2 separate regions of the Homo sapiens genome follow, and region 2 is linked to region 1. A link is a loop called in an ENCODE intact Hi-C map of the cell type or tissue named here. Cell type or tissue: GM12878. All regions are shown on one strand. Each heading gives the region's core, and the rest is flanking DNA. Links, peaks and the distances in the headings are about the cores only.

Region 1 (8,388 bases), core at 3,174-8,173:
CTCCTCCCTCAGACCCAGGAATCCAGGCCCCATCCCCTCCTCCCTCAGACCCAGGAGTCCAGACCCCCAGCCCCTCTTCCCTCAGACTCAGGGGTCCAGACCCCCAGCCCCTTCTTCCTCAGACCCAGGAGTCAAGACCCCCCAGCCCCTCCTCCCTCAGACCAGGAGTCCAGGCCCCCAGCCCCTCCTCCCTCAGACCCAGGAGTCAAGACCCCCCAGCCCCTCCTCCCTCAGACTCATGAGTCCAGACCCCCAGCCCCTCCTCCCTCAGACCCAGGAGTCCAGACCCCCAGCCCCTCCTCCCTCAGACCCAGGAGTCCAGGCCCCACCCCTGGCAAGCCCTGGCATAAGGCCCCTTTACCTGCACCGGGAGCTAAAGTGTCAGCCCCTCTCGGGGGCCATGGCAGGAGCCCAGGCAGAAGCGGAATCACCGCCCAGTCCCCAGGCAGAGAGGGTTTTGGCACAGGCCCCTCCCAGGCTTTCTTATCCCCCAAAAGTTTGCCTCTAGGAGTTAAAGGACTAGAAAGCAGTGGTGGAAAAGCTGAGGCCCCTCTGGGCGGAGTGTGGGGGCGGGAGGAGGCCAGGACTAAGTGTGCAGGGGGAACTGGCAGAGGGGGTGGGGCTGGACAGGGCGCGCCCCCAGCCTGGCCCCTCCCCTGCACAGCTTGGAATTTCCTGAAACTGGGGAAGTCTGGCTGTTTAGAAGAGTAATTTCTTCCAGATTGCAGCTGTATGGAGAGAGAGAGAGGGAGAGAGAGAGAGAGAAAGAGAGAAGAGAGGCAGGTCAGACAGTGAAAGCAGCAGGAGGATGAAGAGCATGGAGGGTGTCTGAGAGGGGCAGCTCTGGCTTTGCTGCGGCGTCCCCTAGATGAACCTCCCTGCCTGGAGCCACTCCGTCATAGAAAGCTCATATCTCATTCTAAGCACCAGTGTCTATTGATGACAAGAGAGTGAGGTTTGAGTGTTAGGGCAATTCCTTCAGGGCGGTGCGGGCAGGGAGAGAGAGCGGAGGGGGAGAGCAGAGTCCCAAGGCAGGATGCAGCTCAGTGGGAAGAAGGTGGGAAGCCCAGGTGGGAGTCTAGGTCTGTGGGAGGGAGGTGGAGGCCCAGGTGGGAGGCTGGGTCAGCGGGAGGGAGGTGGAGATGCAGGTTGGAGCCTGGGTCAGGGTCAGAGGGAGAGGGAGAGGGAAGCCCAGGTAGGAGGCAGCTCAGTGAGAGAAAGGGGAGGCCCAGGTGGGAGGCTAGGTCAGTGGTTTTACCCCTAGCTGGGGCTGGGGTTGTAGTGCTGGAGAGAAGACAGTCAATTTGCGATAACAGGAAGCAGCCTTGAGCTGGGTCTTAAGGATGAGTGAGAGTTGATGGAGCCCAGGAGAGGAGGATGGATATCGGAGCAGAATGGGGAAGCTGGGTGGGGCAGAGGGTTCTCAGACACCAGGTGGAGTTTGATTTGCCTGGAGAAGCCAGCTTGAAAGCCACTGGGAGCTTCAGTTTGCCCTGCAGGCGTGGGGGGACCGCGGAGGAATGGCAGGGAAAGATCCAGGTGTTAGAAAGTTCCCACTGGGGTCCCCGCAGGGGATGGAGTGAAGCAGGTCAGGACTCAGCACCCACAGCAAAATTTAAGGGGGGAGGGGGCAGTGGTCACCAGAAACTCAGTAATCAGAAAAACTATATATATATATATATATATGTTACAGACTTTTATTAAGTATTTTTTATTGATGTAAAATTCACATAACATAAAATTAACCATCTTTTTTTTTTCTTTTTTTTTAATTGAGACGGAGTTTTGTTCTTGTTGCCCAGGCTGGAGTGCAATGGCGCGATCTCCACTCACTGCAACCTCCACCTTCCAGGTTCAAGCGATTCTCCTGCCTCAGCCTGTTGAGTAGCCGGGATTACCGGTGCCTGCCACCACGCCCAGCTAATTTTGTATTTTTAGTAGAGACGGGGTTTCTCCACGTTGGTCAGGCTGGTCTCGAACTCCCGACCTCAGGTTATCCGCCTGCCTCGGCTTCCAAAGTGCTGGGATTATAGGTGTGAGCCACTGCATCGGGCCAGAATTAACCATCTTAAGGTGTACAGTTCAGTGACATTTAGTACATTCCCAATGGAACATACCTAATTGGTACACTGGTAATTGTGTAGCCATCCTTTCTATCAAGTTCCCAAACATTTTCATCACCCCTAAAGAAAACCCTATTAAGCGGTCACTCCCATGCCCCGCTCTCTGCAGCCCCTGGAAACCACTCCCCTGTTTTCTGATTCATGGATTACCTCTTCTGGACATTCGCATAAATGGAATCACACATCATACAGCCTTACCTATCTGACTTCCTTCACATAAGCAGGTTCATCCGTGTGCAGCATGTGCCAGTGGTTCATTACATGTATTATGTACATACGTTAAGATATATATAAAGGCCAAGTGCAGTGGCTCACGCCTGTAATCCCAGCACTTTGGGAAGCCAAGGCGGGTGGATCACTTGAGGTCAGAAGCTCAAGACCAGCCTGGCCAACTTGGTGAAACGCTGACTCTACTAAAAAAATACAAAAATCAGCTGGGCGCAGTGGTGTGTAGTCTCAGGTACTCGGGAGGCTGAGGCAGGATACTCGCTTGAACGCAGGAGGCGGAGGTTGCAGTGAGCCCAGATCGAGCCACTGCACTCCAGCCTGGACAACAGAGCAAGACTCGCTCTAAAAAAAAAAAAAAAAAAAAAAAAGACGAAAAAAAGAAAAAGAGATATGTATATAAGAGATCTATTTGTCACGTGTGTAATCCCAGCACCAGCACTTAGGGAGGCTGAGGCGGGCAGATCACGAGGTCAGGAGATCGAGACCATCCTGGCTAACACGGTGAAACCTCGTCTCTACTAAAAATACAAAAAATTAGCCGGGCATGGTGGCGGGCGCCTGTAGTCCCAGCTACTCGGGAGGCTGAGGCAGGAGAATGGCGTGAACCCGGGAGGCGGAGCTTGCAGTGAGCCGAGATCCCGCCACTGCACTCCAGCCTGGGCGATAGAGCGAGACCCAAAAAACAAACAAACCAAAACAACAACAACAACAACTAACCATCACGCCAGGATAATCTCCCTGACGTAAGATCCACAATTTTAAGTGCATCTGCAGACCTATTCACGGGTCGCAGGGATTTGTGCGTGGACATCTTGCATGTGCGGGGGTGGGTGGGGCTATTCTGCTACCACAGTGCCCCTCAGAGGTCAGGTCCTGGGAGGGGGCGGGGCCAAAGCAGGGCCAGCTTCATGGGTTGCCCAGTGACCCATGCTCGGAGGGCCCTGCACCTTTCTTTTTTTGTTTGTTTTTGAGACAAAGCCTTACTCTGTTGCTCAGGCTGGAGTGTCAAAGGCAAGATCTTGGCTCACTGCAACCTCTGCCTCCCGGGTTCCAGCAATTCTCCCGCCTCAGCCTCTCCAGTAGCTGGGATTACAGGCGCACGCCACCACGCCCAGCTACTTTTTGTATTTTTAGTAGAGACGGGGTTTCACCATGTTGGCCAGGCTGGTCTTGAACTCCTGACCTCAGGTGATCCGCCCGCCTCGGTCTCCCAAAGTGCTGGAATTACCGGCGTGAGCCACTGCACCTGGCCTTTTTGTTTGTTTTTTAGACAGAGTCTCTATCTGTTGCTCAGGCTGGAGTGCCAATGGTGAGATCTCAGCTCACTGAAACCTCCACCTCCCGGGTTCAAGCGATTCTCCTGCCTCAGCCTCCTGAGTTGCTGCAATTACAGGCATGCGCCACCACACCTGGCTAATTTTTGTGTTTTTAGTAGAGACGGGGTTTCACCATATTGGCCAGGCTGGTCTCGAACTCCTAACCTCAGGTGATCGGCCGGCCTTGGCCTCCCAAAGTGCTGGGATCACAGGAATGAGACACCGCGCCCGGCCACCACACTTCTTTTAATGCTCAGTTGTCACCAATTTGAAATTCCTTACGTTTTGAAGAAGGGATCCTGAGTTCTCATTTGCAATAGACCCCACCAATTATGTGGCTGGTTCTGGATGGAACAGCGGGAAGGGCAGAGGCCTGGGAGAAAGTGGCCGAGAAGAGCAACGATGGAGAGATAAAAGGGAAAGGAACTCTGGATGATACCCTGGCAGCAGCCTGGGAAAGCAAAGAGGGAGGAAGAGAGAGGTGTGTCCCAGAAGCCTGGAGTGGGAGATGCACCGTCCCTTCCTTGTGGACTCAAAAGCAGGCTAAGTATGATTAAAAAAAAAAAAAAAAAGAGGGAGTGAGGTCCACTGGACTCAGTAAGAATCCAGAGTTCACTGGGGGCCTGGGTGAGAGCAGACCCAAATGGGGTGGGCAGGGAGAGGTCAGATTGCAGTGGAGAAGGCCAGAGAGAGAGAGATTGGAGGCCAGGAAAGGCGGAGGGGTCAGCAGATAACCCAGGGTGTCCTCTGTGAAGGGAAAGAGAGATAAGGTATCTGGAAGAACAGGGAAGGTCAAAGAAAGGTTTTAGGTTTTTTGGTTCATCTGGATACATTCCCAACTTTTTTTTTTTTTTTTTTTTTTTCTGAGACAGAGTCTCAGTGTATCACCCAGGCTGGAGTGCAGTGGCACAATCTCAGCTCACTGCAACCTCTGCCTCCCGGGTTCAAGCAATTCTCCTGCCTCATCCTTCTGAGTAGCTGGGACTACAGGTGTGTGCCAGCATGCCCAGCTAACTGTGTAGAGATAGGGTTTCGCCATGTTGCCCAGGCTGGTCTTGAACTCCTAGACTCAAGCAATCTACGCGTCTCAGCTTCTCAAAGTCCTGGGATTACAGACCTGAGCCACTGTGCCCAGCTGGTTCCTGAGACTGCACCATGATTCCTTAGCTGATTTCAGTGAGTACATACTGCCAGTGCCCCTACATAATTATACACCAGTTCCTAGAATCTTTTTGTAATTATTCAGACTTTTATAGCAATCTAATCATCACTACCCGGCAATTTGTTTTCTTAAGTCTAGTGCTATTGAGGGGGTTCCAACGTTTCCCTTTTAAATGTTTCAGCCCCTCTTCTGAGTAGCAGGGACATGGATGGAACTTTGATCCTATCTTATCCTTAAAGAGCTTACAGGATATTGAGAGGAGAGGAGGGAAGTTGACATGGCACCACCCAGTGGAATGACATAGTCAGCACAGAGCTCAGTGGGAGCACAGAGGAAGAGCGCCAGGCCCATCATGTCCAGCTGCGTAGGTTGTGCACTGCACAACTCTGGGGTCATCATATCACAAACTGAGTGTGAAGAGCCTTGTGAGGCTTCCAGGACAGGTTTCTAGGGGTCACCAGATGCTGGTCTAGATCAGGATGGAGGAATCTTGACTCCTAGAAAGAGGTGGGCAGGGAATTGCTGAGGACGTTTGAAGTCTAATGGGCTGAGCCTTCCCTGTGGTGAGTGGCAGCTCAGCTTTCTAGAGGAAGTTTGGGAAGAAGAATCCTCAGTGAAGGGGTGTTCTACTTGGAGTGATTCGTGTTTCCTTCCAGCTCACTCAGGGTAGTCATGGCCTCTTCCCTTTCCCTGGCTCTCAGTCTGCATCCACCACACTGTTCCCCCTGCTGAACTTTGCACACTCCAGACCACTGGACCACTGCTGCACTTTCTCATTTATCCAGATCATTTTCACCTTCTAGTAAGCTGTGAATGTGCTTATTATGCCCAAGGGTTACTGTCTGTCTCCTTCTGCAAGAATATAGGCTCCTCGGCTGGGCGTTCTGGGTCAGGCCTGTCATCCCCAGCACTTTGGGAAGCCGAGGTGGGCAGATCACGAGGTCAGGAGATGGAGACAATCCTGGCTAATGCGATGAAACCCCATCTCTACTAAAAATACAAAAAATTAGCGGGGCGTGGTGATGCATGCCTGTAATCCCAGCTACTCGGGAGGCTGAGGCAGGAGAATCGCTTGAACCCAGGAGGCGGAGGTTGCAGTGAGCCGAGATCGCGCCACTGCACTCCAGCCTGGGAGACGAGCGAGACTCCATCTCAAAAAAAAAAAAAAAAGAATATAAGCTCCTCGATGGCAAGGATGTTTTGCATATTGATGGACCGCTAGAGCCTCAAACAGTGTCTGGCACACAGGACAGGACCAACAAATACTGAATGAGAAAAGTGAATGACAGATGGAAAAGAACAGAACTAAACAGGGAGTTTCTCCACTGGGACCACAAGAGGGCACTCAAGATACGTGTCAAACCCTTGAAGCCCCAAGGTGGGTGGTCTCTCTGCTCCTCAGCCTGGAGGACCAGGGACAGGTGACCTGGACCACGTCCTTTCTCCTCTGTGAGCCTCTATTTCCCCATGTGTAGCGTGGAGATGGAAATGCCTGAAATACGTTCTTGTGAGAAGCAAAAACCCAACAACGCATGCACGTGAATGTCTTCCAAGGGGTTGCACGTGTCCAAATTCATCTAATTGTGTACATTAAGTGAGAGGGTTTTTTAGTAGAACAATTATAGCTAAACAAAGCTGCTAAAATGTAAATAAAATAAAAAATAAAACTTGCATTGAACAACAACAGAGCCGTTAGGCTAGAGCAAGAAATCTGAAGGATGGCAATCCAGACCCCAATAAATCCACAAAGGGGTGTGTGTGTGTGTGTGTGTGTGTGTGTGTGTGTATGTATTTTTTTTTTTTTTTGAGACGGAGTTTCACTCTTGTTGCCCAGGCTGGAGTGCGATGGCGCGATCTCGGATAACCTCAACCTCTGCCTACTGGATTCAAGCAATTCTCCTACCTCAGGCTTCCGAGTAGCTGGGATTACAGGCATGTGCCATCACGCCTGGCTAATAGAAATATTAATTACATGAAGCAACCAGTGAGCACAATGCTATCCTGTGAAATTATTAAAACCTAAAACTAAATGGAAGCTCTGGTTGAAAAGTGCAATACATTCCTAGCAGGATGGGAGACATTCAGCAAAATCAATCATGTGTCTGTATACTAATGAACAATAATTTAAAAACGAAGTGAGGAGAGGAATTTTATTTACAAAGCCTCCAAAGTAATAAAATGAGTGGGAAGAAATTTAATAAAAGAAATAAAGGACGTGTATACTAAAAATTACAAAAGATGCTGAGAAGTTAAAGATCTAAATAAACGGAGAGGCTGAGCGTGGTGGCTCACGCCTGTAATCTCAGCATTTTGGGAGGCCAAGGCAGGCAGGTTACTTGAGATCAGGAGTTGGAGACCAGCCTGGCCTACATGGGGAAACTGGTCTCCACTAAAAAACAAACAAACAAAAATTAGCCAGGCATGGTGGTGCACACCTGTAATCCCAGCTACTCAGGAGGCTGAGGCAGGAGAATCGCTTGAACCTGGGAGGCACAGGTTGCAGTGAGCCGAGATCGTGCCACTGCACTCCAGCCTGGATGGCAGAGCCAGACTCCATCTCAAAATAAATAAATACATACGAAAATGGAGAAACAGTTCATACATTCACAATAGCATCCAAAATAATAAATATAAGAAATAAAAATTAACAAAAAGTGTCATCTTGCAAAGCAGTAACATAATATGAAAAAACCCCACTGACCACATCCTTCCTCATTCTTAGAAAGGGAATTATGGTCATAGTGGTTGACCTGTGGCCATGTAATTCTGTCCAAATATCCCTGAATGGTAAATGTGAAAACAGTAGAATGAATTCCATTGAAAATAAGAAAACAAGAAGAAATAAAGTCAGAACGCAAAAGTTTTTTTTAAGGGTTATTGGGATGGAATTTTGTTTGTTTGTTTTTTTGAGATGCAGACTTACTCTGTCATCCAGGCTGGAGTGCAATGGTGCGATCTCAGCTCACTGCATTCTCCACCTTCCGGGTTGAAGCCATTCTCCTGCCTCAGCCTCCTGATTAGCTGAGATTATAGGCATGTGCCACCACGCCCGGCTAATTTTTGTATTTTTAGTAGACGGGGTTTCACCATATTGGCCAGGCTGGTCTCAAACTCCTAACCTCAGGTGATCGGCCGGCCTTGGCCTCCCAAAGTGCTGGGATCACAGGAATGAGCCACTGTGCCTGGCCACCACGCTTCTGTTAACGCTCAGCTGTCACCAATTTGAAATTCCTTACGTTTTGAAGAAGGGACGTCGAGTTCTCATTTGCAATAGACCCCACCAATTATGTGGCTGGTTCTGGATGGAACAGCGGGAAGGGCAGAGGCCTGGGAGAAAGCGGCCAAGAACAGCAACGATGGAGAGATAAAAGGGAAAGGAACTCTGGATGATACCCTGGCAGCAGCCTGGGAAAGCCAAGAGGGAGGAAGAGAGAGGTGTGTCCCAGAAGCCTGGAGTGGGAGATGCATCGTCCCTTTCTTGTGGTCTCAAAAGCAGGCCAAGTATGATTTTTTTTTTTTTTTAACTGCCAGGCGCGGTGTCTCAAGCCTGTAATCCCAG
Region 2 (11,065 bases), core at 2,328-7,327, 440 kb after region 1:
GAAGAGGACTAGAGAGCGAGCCAGCAGAGCTTCCACTTGGGAAGGCAGGAGAAGGCTGAACACACAGACTCTTTGAAGAATGACCATGAGACACAGTGGCCATGGGTGGATCTGAAAGCTGGTGTTGAGCCTGGGCGGCGTGAGCTCTGTGTTGGACCCACGGAGGAGGGAGTCACTGCAGGGAAAGAGGGACACTGGCATTCCATTTGTCAGAGCATCCCGGACGATGCAGAGGGTGGGAGAACTACATGCTAAATTTCTTTTTTTTTTTTTTTGAGACAGAGTTTTCTCTTGTTGCCCAGGCTGGAGTGCAATGGCGCGATCTTGGCTCACTGCAACCTCTAGCTCTCCATCCCTCGGGTTCAAGTGATTCTCCTGCCTCAGCCTCCTGAGTAGCTGGGATTACAGGCATGTGCCACCACCCCAGCTAATTTTGTATTTTTAGTGGAGACGGGGTTTCTCCCTGTTGGCTGGTCTCGAACTCCTGACCTCAAGTGATCTCCCCGCCTTGGCCTCCCAAAGGGCTGGGATTACAGGCATAAGCCGCTGCGCCCAGCCACTGAATTTCTTCTGTAGACAAATCCTATGGTCTCTTCTAGGCTCTAACTATTTTTGTACCACTTACTGCAAACCATACTTTTAACCACTCTGGTCTTTTCTGAAAAGATCTCTCCTTCTTTAACAGGATGGCCATGGAAATATTTTTTTCCTACTTTGGTCTTTTTTTCTTTCCTTTCTCTGCAGGAAGCCATTCAAAATAGTTAATAACCAATATAGAATAGGTCTGTATCAAATGGTTCAGGAGGCATTGTGGCAACAACCAGTTGTAGAGAAGCAGCTTTATAAGTGAATCCTGCCAGGCACGGTGGCTCACACCTGTAATCCCAACACTTTGGGAGGCTGAGGCGGGCAGATCACCTGAGGTCAGGAGTTCGAGACCAGCCTGGCCAACATGATGAAACCCCATCTCTACTAAAAATACAAAAACTCGGCCAGGCACGGTGGCTCATGCCTGTAATCCCAGCACTTTGGGAGGCCAAGGTGGGAGGATCACCTGAGGTCAGGAGTTCGAGAGCAGCCTGGCCAACATGGTGAAACCACATCTCTACTAAAAATATAAAAATTAGCCAGGTATGGTGGCGTGTGCTTGTAATCCCAGCTACTCAGGAGGCTGAGGCAGGAGAATAGCTTGAACCCGGGAGGCGGAGGCTGCAGGGAGCCAAGATCGCACCACTGCACTCCAGCCTACGTGACAGAGCAAGATTCTGTCTCAAAAAAAAAAAGAAAAAAAAAAAATAAGTGACTCCTGGCTGCATCCCAACCATACCCCAATTCCTTCTAACCACAGAATTATTCCATCTTCTCTTCCTTTTTTTTTTTTTTCTTTTTTTTTGTTTGTTTTGTTGGGACAGAATTTCACTTTTTTTTTTTTTAATGTAAGTTTTAGGGTACATGTGCACAACGTGCAGGTTAGTTACATATGTATACATGTGCCATGTTGGTGTGCTGCACCCACTAACTCGTCATTTAACATTAGGTATATCTCCTAATGCTATCCCTTCCCCCGAGTTTCACTTTTGTCACCCAGGCTGGAATGCAGTGGTGCAATCTTGGCTCACTGCCACCTCCACCTCCAGGGTTCAAATGATTCTCCTGCCTCAGCCTCCTGAATAGCTGGGATTATAGGCATGCACCACCACGCCCGGCTAATTTTTGTATTTTTAGTAGAAATGGGGTTTCACAATGTTGGCCAGACTGGTCTTGAACTCCTGACCTCAGGTGATCCACCAGCCTCGGCCTCCCAAAGTGCTGGAATTACAGGTGTGAGTCACCGTACCCGGCCACCATCTTTGCTTCTTTATCCACACCTTGCCTTGTTCTTCAGGGCTCTGCAGAGATATCATTTCCTCCAAGAGTTTCCACAACTCCGACTTCACAAAGATAGCACTTTTTTTTTTTTTTTTGAGACAGTCTCACTCTGTAGCCCAAGCTGGCGTGCAGTGGCACAATCTCAGCTCACTGCAACCTTCGCCTCTGGGGCTCAAGCGATTCTCCTTCCTCAGCCTCCCAAGTAGCTGGGACTAGAGGCGCGCGCCACCACACCCGGTTAATTTTTTTTGCATCTTTAGTAGAGGTAGGGTTTCATCATGTTGCCCTGGGTGGTCTCAAACTCCTGAGTTCAGGTGATCCCCCCGCCTTGGCCTCTCAAAGTGCTAGGATTACAGGCGTGAGCCACTGCGCCCAGCCAAGACAACACTTTCCTCATCCCAAAGCACCTGTTAATTCCCTGTAACAGCACTTGAACCCTGATTCGGCATGCATGTCCATTTTCCTGCCTCTACCGTGAACTCGTGTGAATTGATCTATGTCAGATTTAGTGGCTGCATTCACAGCTCCCGCAACTATAACGGGGTTCTCGGGAAATATATATCAAATGAGTGAATGTATATACGGGGCTGTGGCACAGCCTGCAACTTGAGACTTCTCACTAGGGGTCTTGAAATGCTGTCTGGACACCACCATCGCTTTCCTCCCTGAGAACTTCTACTTATCAACCCATTTATATACTCATCGCATGGGTCCTCACGCCCTCCCATTATTCTGGTGCCTCATGCCGGTCAAATTTATTCTCTAAATCTGATTTTTCCATTAAATAGCAGCCTGGCCAACACGGTAAAACCCCATCTCTACTAAAAAATACAAAATATTAGCCAGGCGCAGTGGCTTGCACCCGTAATCTCAGCTACTCGGGAGGCTGAGGCAGCAGAATCACTTGAACCCGGGAGGCAGAGGTTGTGGTAAGCCGAGATTGCACCACTGCACTCCAGCCTGGTAACAGAGCGAGACTCCCTCTCAAAATAAATAAACTGCTGACTCGCGTATTTTTTCTTTACCCCAACTCATTCCTTACATGTAGGCACCTGTAATCCTAGCTACTCAGAAGGCTGAGGCAGGAGAATCGCTTGAACCTGGGAGGCGGAGGTTGCGGTGAGCCAAAATCGTGCCACTGCACTCCAGCCTGGGCGACAGAGCGAGACTCCATCTCAAAAAAAAAAAAAAAAAAACCACATAGGCTCAGTCTTTTCAGTATCTGCTTTACTGGTTCAGTAAAAGCCAGGAAACACAACTTTGTGGTAATCTGAATGTTATTGAACTGTATTTTGTTCACTTTATTGTAAATACTAGTGAACAGTGAATAAATGGTTGTATATTCCTAATAAGAAAAAAAAAAAAAAAGACCCAAAGTACAGCGAGCTGATGCCGATCTCATTTCGCAGAGGTCCGCCTGCTCTCCCCTCTCCAAGAGTGTAATCCTATGCTTAATAAACTTATGCCGCTTTGCTATGTGTGTGTATCACACCCAATTCTTTGTTCGAAACACCAAGGGCCTGGAACTTCACAGCTTTGGCTGGTAACGGGGAGCAGGGGTAAAGACATTTAAAAGCTGCTTGTGTTAACCATAATCGCCATCCCATATATCAGACCCCCAGAACTAACTCATCTTATAACTGAATATTGTGCTTTTTTTTTTTTTTTTTTTTTGAGACGAAGTCCTGCTCTGTCACCCAGGCTGGAGTGCAGTGGCGCGATCTTGACTCTGCAACCTCCGCCTCCCGGGTTCAAGCGATTCTCCTGCCTCAGCCTCCCGAGTAGCTGGGACTACAAGTGCGTGCCACCACGCCCGGCTAATTTTTGTATTTTTAGTAGAGACGGGGTTTCTCCATGTTGGTCTCAAACTCCTGGTCTCAGGTGATCCACCCGCCTTGGCCTCCCAAAGTGCTGGGATTACAGACGTGAGCCACCACACCCAGCTACTTGTGCTTTTTGACCAACATCTTCCTCTCCTACCACCCCCAGCCCCTGATAACCTCCACCTACTCTCACTTCTAGGAGATCAACTGTTCTATTTTTTTTTTTTTTTTTTTTTTTTTGAGTCTCGCTCTGCACACCCAGGCTGGAGTGCAGTGCTGCAATCTCGGATCACTGCAACCTCCGCTTTCCGGGTTCAAGCGATTCTCCTGCCTCAGCCTCCAGAGTCGCTGGGATTACTGAGCCACCGCGCCCAGCCAGAAGACCCACGCTCCCTAAGACATAACCCACACTGGTGGCCTTTGTTCTGACTTCTCACCTGTGCTCCCCACCCGCTAGAAACTGGCTTCTCTCCCCACACTTCCTCTGAAGCTGTCTGTGTGACCAACACTAATGAGCTTCCTTCCTGGAACATGCAGTGACCCTTTTCAGCCCTTCTCATTATTGCTCCCCCACAGTTGTATTTGACACGTTGACCACTTCCTCCTCGAAGGACTCACTTCTCTGGCTTTCTCGGACACTTCTTGCTACTCGTTTTCTGACGGTTACAGTACCAACAGGTTTGCAGGCACCTCCACCACCAGAGCCAATCCCAGCTACTCGGGAGGCTGAGGCAGGAGAATCGTTCAAACCCGGGAGGCAGAGGTTGCAGTGAGTCGAGATTGCGCCACTGCACTCCAGCCTGAGTGACAGACTGTGACTCCTCAAAAAAAAACAAAAACAAAAACAAAAAAACTACAGTCTTGCTCTGTCGCCCAGGATGGAATGCAGTGGTGCCATCTTGGCTCACTGCAACCTCTGCCTGCTGGGGTCTAGCGATTCTCCTGCCTCAGCCCCCCAAGGAGCTGGGACTACAGGCATGTGCCGCCACGCCTGGCTAATTTTTGTATTTTTAGTGGAGATGGGGGTTTTACCATGTTAGCCAGGTTGGTCTTGAACTCCCGACCTCATGTGATCCGCCCACCTTGGCCTCCCAAAGTGCGAGGATTACAGGCCCCCGCACCCAGCCTAGGATCCTGCACCTCTCTAGCCTAGCAGTTCTCTGCTGGGTGATTTTGCTCTCCACTCCAGGGGACATTTGGCAATGCCCATGGTAATTTTTAATTGTCATGACTTGGGGAGGGGTTCTACTGGCATCTGGTAGGTAGGGTCCAGGGGTGCTGCTCAGCTTCCTACAATGCCCAGGGCAGCCCCAGATGGCAGCAGCACCAAGGCTGAGAAACACTGGCTCATGCAGAAAGCAACCACCTTACACCCTTCAGTGCAGGGACAAAGGCAGGGTTACGAGTCCACGGAAACTCTCCAGTCTCAGCCTACGTAAGACGTGGCTATTTTTCTTTCTTATTGTTTTTATTCATTTATTTTTCTTGAGACAGAGTCTTGCTCTGTCGCCCAGGCTGGACTGCAGTGGCGCGATCTCTGCTCACTGCAAGCTCCGCCTCCCGGGATCACACCATTCTCCTGGGACTACAGGCGCCCGCCACCTAGCCCGGCTAATTTTTTGTATTTTTAGTAGAGACGGGGTTTCACCATGTTAGCCAGGATGGTCTCGATCTGACCTCGTGATCCTCCCGCCTCGGCCTCTCAAAGTGCTGGGATTACAGGTGTAAGCCACCGCACCCGGCCTTATTCATTTATTTTTTGAGATAGAGTCTGAGCCCTTTATTTTATTTATTTAGAGACCAAGTCTCGCTCTGTTACCCAGGCTGGAGTGCAGTGTCGTGGCCTCAGCTCACTGCAACAACCTCCGCCTCCCGGGTTCAAGCGATTCTCCCACCTTGGCCTCCCAAAGTGCTGGCATTACAGACACCCACTACCATGCCTGGCTAATTTTTTGTACTTTTAGTAAGTAAAGACAGGGTTTCACCATCTTGGTCAGGATGGTCTCGAACTCCTGGCCTCAAGTGATCGGCCCGCCTGGGTCTCCCAAAGTGATGAGATTACAGGCGTGAGCGACCACACTGGCCTAATGTGTAGTTTTTTATCTGTGGCCTCCCTTCTGCCCTCCCCCTTCTGAGACTCTGAAGCCCATTACATCACTCTGCCTTTGTGTACCAACAGCTTAGCTCCCACTGAGAACATACAGAGCCAGGCACGGTGGCGGTGGCTCACGCCTGTAATCCCATCACTTTGGGGGTGCTGAGGCAGGTGTATCGCCTGAGGCCAGGAGTTCAAGACCAGTCTGGCCAACATGGTGAAACCCCATCTCTACTAAAAATAGAAAAATACATAGCTGGGTGTGGTGGCACGTGCCTATAATCCCAGCTACTAGGGAGGCTGAGGTTGGAGAATCGCTTGAACCCAGGAGGCGGAGGTTGCGGTGAGCCAAGATCACACCATTGCACTCTAGCCTGGGCAACAAGAGCAAAACTGTCTTAAAAAAAAAAAAAAAAAGTGAGAACATATGGATTCTACTCCTGTTAGAATAATGGCCTCCAGCTCCATCCAAATTGCTGGAAATGACATTATTTCATTCCTTCTAATGGCTGAATAGTATTCCATGGTACATAGACACCACGTTTTCTTTATCCACTGTAGGGACCAGCCCCACAGGGTCGGTGGGTCTCTCCCTGTGTGCGGCGACGAGAGAGTGTAGAAATAAAGACACAAGACAAAGAGACAAGAGAAAAGGCAGCTGGGCCCGGGGGACCACTACCACCAATGCGCGGAGACCGGTAGTGGCCCCGAATGTCTGGCTGCGCTGTTATTTATTGGATACAAGGCAGAAGGGGCAGGGTAAAGAGTGTGAGTCACCTCCAATGATAGGTAAGGTCACGTGGGTCACGTGTCCACTGGACAGGGGGCCCTTCCCTGCCTGGCAGCCGAGGCAGAGAGGGAGAGGAGACAGAGAGAAAGACAGCTTACGCCATTATTTCTGCATATCAGGGACTATTAGTACTTTCCCTAATTTACTACTGCTATCTAGAAGGCAGAGCCAGGTGTACAGGATGGAACATGAAGGCGGACTAGGAGCGTGACCACCGAAGCACAGCATCACAGGGAGACGGTTAGGCCTCCGGATAACTGCGGGCGAGCCTGACTGATGTCAGGCCCTCCACAAGAGGTGGAGGAGCAGAGTCTTCTCTAAACTCCCCCGGGGAAAGGGAGACCCCCCCCCCCACCCGCTGCCCCTTTCCCGGTCTGCTAAGTAGCGGGTGTTGTTAATTGACACCTTTTGCTACCGCTGGACCATGATCCGCTTGGTGACGGGTGTCTTCCCAGACGCTGGCGTCACCGCTAGACCAAGGAGCCCTCTGGTGGCCCTGTCCGGGCATAACAGAAGGCTCGCACTCTTGTCTTCTGGTCACACCTCACTATGTCCCCTCAGCTCCTATCTCTGTATGGCCTGGTTTTTCCTAGGCTATGATTATAGAGTGAGGATTATTATAATATTGGAATAAAAAGTAATTGCTACCGGCTAATGATTAATGATACTCATATATAATCATATCTAAGATCTATATCTGGTATAACAATTCTTGTTTTATATTTTATTATACTGGAACAGCTCGTGTCCTCTGTCTCTTGCCTCGGTGCCTGGGTGCCTTGCCGCCCACAATCCACTCATTATTCAATGGGCACTTCGGTTGGTTCCACATCTTTGCAATTGTGAATGGCTGAGCCAGCCATTCTTAACTGGGGGTGATTTTGTCCCCATGGGGGTATCTGGCCACATCCCGAGAGGTTTTTTGGTTGTCACGAGTTGCAGTGGGGGCAGGCTCAGGCTCATCCAAGTCCAGGGGTGCTGCTATACATCACGTGATACACAGGACAGTCCTTGCTACGGACTGAATTGGTCCCACCAAACGTCATGTACAAGCCCTACCCCAGATGTGACTCTATTTGGACACAGGGCTTTTCAGAGGTAATTAAGGCTGGTCAGGCGCCGTAATCACAGCACTTTAGGAGTTCTGTGTTTATTACTGGTAAGTGGGTAAGAGCCCAGTGTGGCAGCTCACGCGTGTAATCCCAGCACTTTGGGAAGCGAAGGCAAGGGGATAACTGGAGGCCAGCAGTTCAAGACAAGCCTGGTCAATACAGCAAGACTCCATCTCTATAAAATATTTTAAAATTAGCCAAGCATGTTTGGCATGCACCTGTAATCCCAGCTCAGGAGGCTCAGGTGGGAGGATTCCTTGAGTTTAAGGCTGCAGTGAGCTAAGATCGCACCATTGCACTCCAACCCGGCTGTGGGCAACACAGCACCACCACCATCTTGGCTGGGCACGGTGGCTCACGCCTGTCATGCCAGCACTTTGGGAGGCCGAGGCGGGTGGCTCACCTGAGGTCAGGAGTTTGAGACTAGCCTGGCCAACATGGTGAAATCACGCCACTGCACTCCAGCCTAGGCAACCAAGTGAGACTCTGTCCGCCCCACCACCCCACCAAAAAAAAGACTACTATCTTAAACAAAATCAAAATTTTTAAGTAGATAAAATATTTAGGGGAAAAAAACTTCAATTAAATATGCAGCAGAGTCCGACCCAGATGTTTTCACTCCCAGCCTCTACCTACTATCTTTGTGTCTTTATTTTTAGCAAATTCTACACGGGAACTTCATGTGCATGTAGAACCCTAAATGTTGACTCAGCCCTACCTCTCATCACCTGACCACTTCCTTTATTCACGCTGTCTCTACCACCCTTCCCATCGGTGTGAGCTGTATCCCGCTAAACACTGTTACCACCCACAGCCTGCATTACTACCAGCTGACTGTAGCCTTAAACACCACAGTGATCTCGAGCATTTGAGAAGACTTATCTTGACAAGGGCTCACGAAAGACAGCAATGCTCAACAGCAAGATAAATGAGGGCCTTCATGGGATCATTCAGTGCTGAAGCCACTCAACCTCCAGGTTTGGGTTAGTAAAAAGAACTTTGTCAGGCCAGGCACAGTGGCTCACGCCTGTCATCCCAGCACTTTGGGAGGCCAAGGCGGGCAGATCACCTGAGGTCAGGAGTTCAAGACCAGCCTGGCTAACATGGTGAAACCTCGTCTTTACTAAAAATACAAAAATTAGCCAGGCATGGTGACGCACACCTCTAGTCTCAGCTACTCCGGAGGCTGGGACAGAAGACTCACTTGAACCCAGGAGGCAGAGGTTGTAGTGAGCCAAGATCGCACCACTGCACTCCAGCCTGGGCGACAGAGGCAAGACTCCATCTCAAAAAAAAAAAAAAAAAAAAAAAGAAAAGAAAACTTTGTCATACAAGCTTTCAACCTAAAGCATTAGCCATATGCCCGTGTTTTTGTGCCTGGGACCATGACAACTTTCCCCATATCAATGCTCTTATTTTTTTTTTTTCGAGACAAGAGTTTTGCTCTTATTGCCCAGGCTGGAGTGCAGTGGCACAATCTCAGCTCACCGCAAACTCCGCCTCCCGGGTTCAAGCGATTCTCCTGCCTCAGCCTCCCGAGTAGCTGGGATTACAGGCATACACCACCCCACCCGGCTAATTTTGTATTTTTAGTAGAGACGGGGTTTCTCCATGTTGAGGCTGGTCTCGAACTCCTGACCTCAGGTGATCCGCCCGCCTCGGCCTCCCAAAGTGCTGGGATTACAGGTGTGAGCCACAGCGCCTGGCTGCTCTTATTAAAATAGTCTCATCACCTACCGCAAGCGTGGAGAGCCAAGTGAGGAGAGGGGTCAGTCCCTTTTGGCAGCGCCTGGAAGCCAGTGCTAACATCATGGTGACAACTTTTCATTCTTAAGGAAAATTGCGGAGTGACTTCTATGCATTTTCTATGAATGACCAAATACAGGGTGTGGAAAAGCTGTGTTTGCCATGGCAATGGGAAGCCGAGAGAAACGGGGAGGCGAGAGAGACAGAGACATACACAGAGACTCCCAGAGACAGCCACACAGACTCACACAGAAACAGACAGACAGGCTGGGCTCGGTGGCTCACGCCTGTAATCCCACCACTCTGGGAGGCTGAGGCGGGTAGATCACCTGAGGTCAGGAGTCCGAGAACAGCCTGGCCAACATTGTGAAACCCCGTCTCTAGTAAGAATACAAAAAATTAGCCAGGCATGGTGGCACAGGGCTGTAATTCCGGCTACTCGGAAGGCTGAGGCAGGAGAATCACTTGAACCTGGGAGGCGCGGTTGCAGTGAGCTGAGATCACGCCATTGCACTCCAGCATGGGCGACAAGAGTGAAACTCCGTCTCAAAAAAAAAAACAAAAAAAAAAAACGAAAGAACAGAGAGACACATACAAAGACAGAGATAGAAACGCCCAGCGACAGAGACACACACAGAGAAACACAGACAGACACAGAGACACACACACAGAAACAGACACAGAGACAGAGAGACAAAAAGACAGACACAGAGAAACAAAGAGAGACACACAGAGACAGAGAGAGAGAGAGACACATACACACACACACAGAGAGTAGGAGGCGGCCCGTGGGAGCCGAGCAGAACCAGCGTGAGGCAGGGCCATCTTCTGAATTAAAGGCAACAGTGACTGTAAGCTTGTGCTTTGTGAGTAACAGGATAGATTAGAACAGGGCTGGCTGCCCATGGCCCACGAGCTGTTTCTGGGAAGCCTCCGCAGGTGCCAGCCAGGCCCTGCGCTGCTTCCATGTCCAAAGGCACAGCTGAGAGCTGATGAGAGACCGCGGGGCCCACAGTGCCAAGCATATGAACTATCTGGCCCGTTTGTCAATGCGTGGGTTGATCACATAAGTTATGATCACATAAGTCACAAAGACACACTGATCACATAGATGCACCTGGCAGATAGTAGACCACATGGCGCCTGAGTTAGGGAAGAAAAGAAATAGAAGAATCAACCGAATCATCCCTGAACTTCTTAGCAATACTTCCTCCTAGACAAAGCACAGAGTACCATGTTTATTGCAGGTTTGCTCCTGAGCATGTCAATAAACGCAGCTGCAACGAGAGTGCTCTAACTTTATTATCCCTGTGAGAAAGTACATAGCGTCATGTGAAGGGGGTGCGTGACTCGTGCAGAATCTCCCAAAAATAGTGAGAAAACCAGTGTCAAATCCTACCTCTCGACAGACTCTAGTGTTAACATGTGACCCTCTGACCTGCATTCATAAGACATCTTAGAGACCCGAATCCCGCTTCCTGTGTAATTCGTAGAGCGATCCCAGGCTGCTCAGCAAAAAAAGTCACAGCACGGAGGTGCCGTTGCCCCGGAAGCATTGCAATCAATAGTCAGCTTGGGATTCTTTTCTTTCACTTCCTCCAACAGCTTCTTGATTTCCAAATTAGTTTCA

Evidence for each region. A loop is a pair of places that touch in the nucleus more often than their neighbours do. Peaks named below come from ENCODE experiments on the same cell type or tissue, not always from the same donor. Only the 100,000 strongest peaks of a DNase experiment are listed, where the experiment ranks them.
Region 2: it touches region 1 in a loop (5-fold over the local background); 5 of 110 quality-filtered maps call a loop at or near these places.

What each region holds. Positions count from the first base shown.
Region 1 is chr19:54,472,703-54,481,090 of GRCh38, forward strand. It overlaps CDC42EP5 (CDC42 effector protein 5), which reads right to left and starts at 594. Exons shown (of 3, transcript NM_145057.4): 1 at 362-594. In GM12878, for the core only: a CTCF peak has its summit at 6,164 (motif pointing right); no DNase peak of the experiment used is centred there.
Region 2 is chr19:54,912,796-54,923,860 of GRCh38, forward strand. NCR1 (natural cytotoxicity triggering receptor 1) reads left to right here. Exons shown (of 7, transcript NM_004829.7): 7 at 1-278. The coding sequence ends at 76. NLRP7 (NLR family pyrin domain containing 7) reads right to left here. Exons shown (of 11, transcript NM_001127255.2): 11 at 10,720-11,065. The coding sequence ends at 10,945. Among named protein-coding and RNA genes, the nearest start is that of NCR1, 12 kb to the left of the region's middle. RefSeq lists enhancers at 7,532-8,033, 8,034-8,533. In GM12878, for the core only: no CTCF peak of the experiment used is centred there; a DNase peak (open chromatin) is centred at 4,256.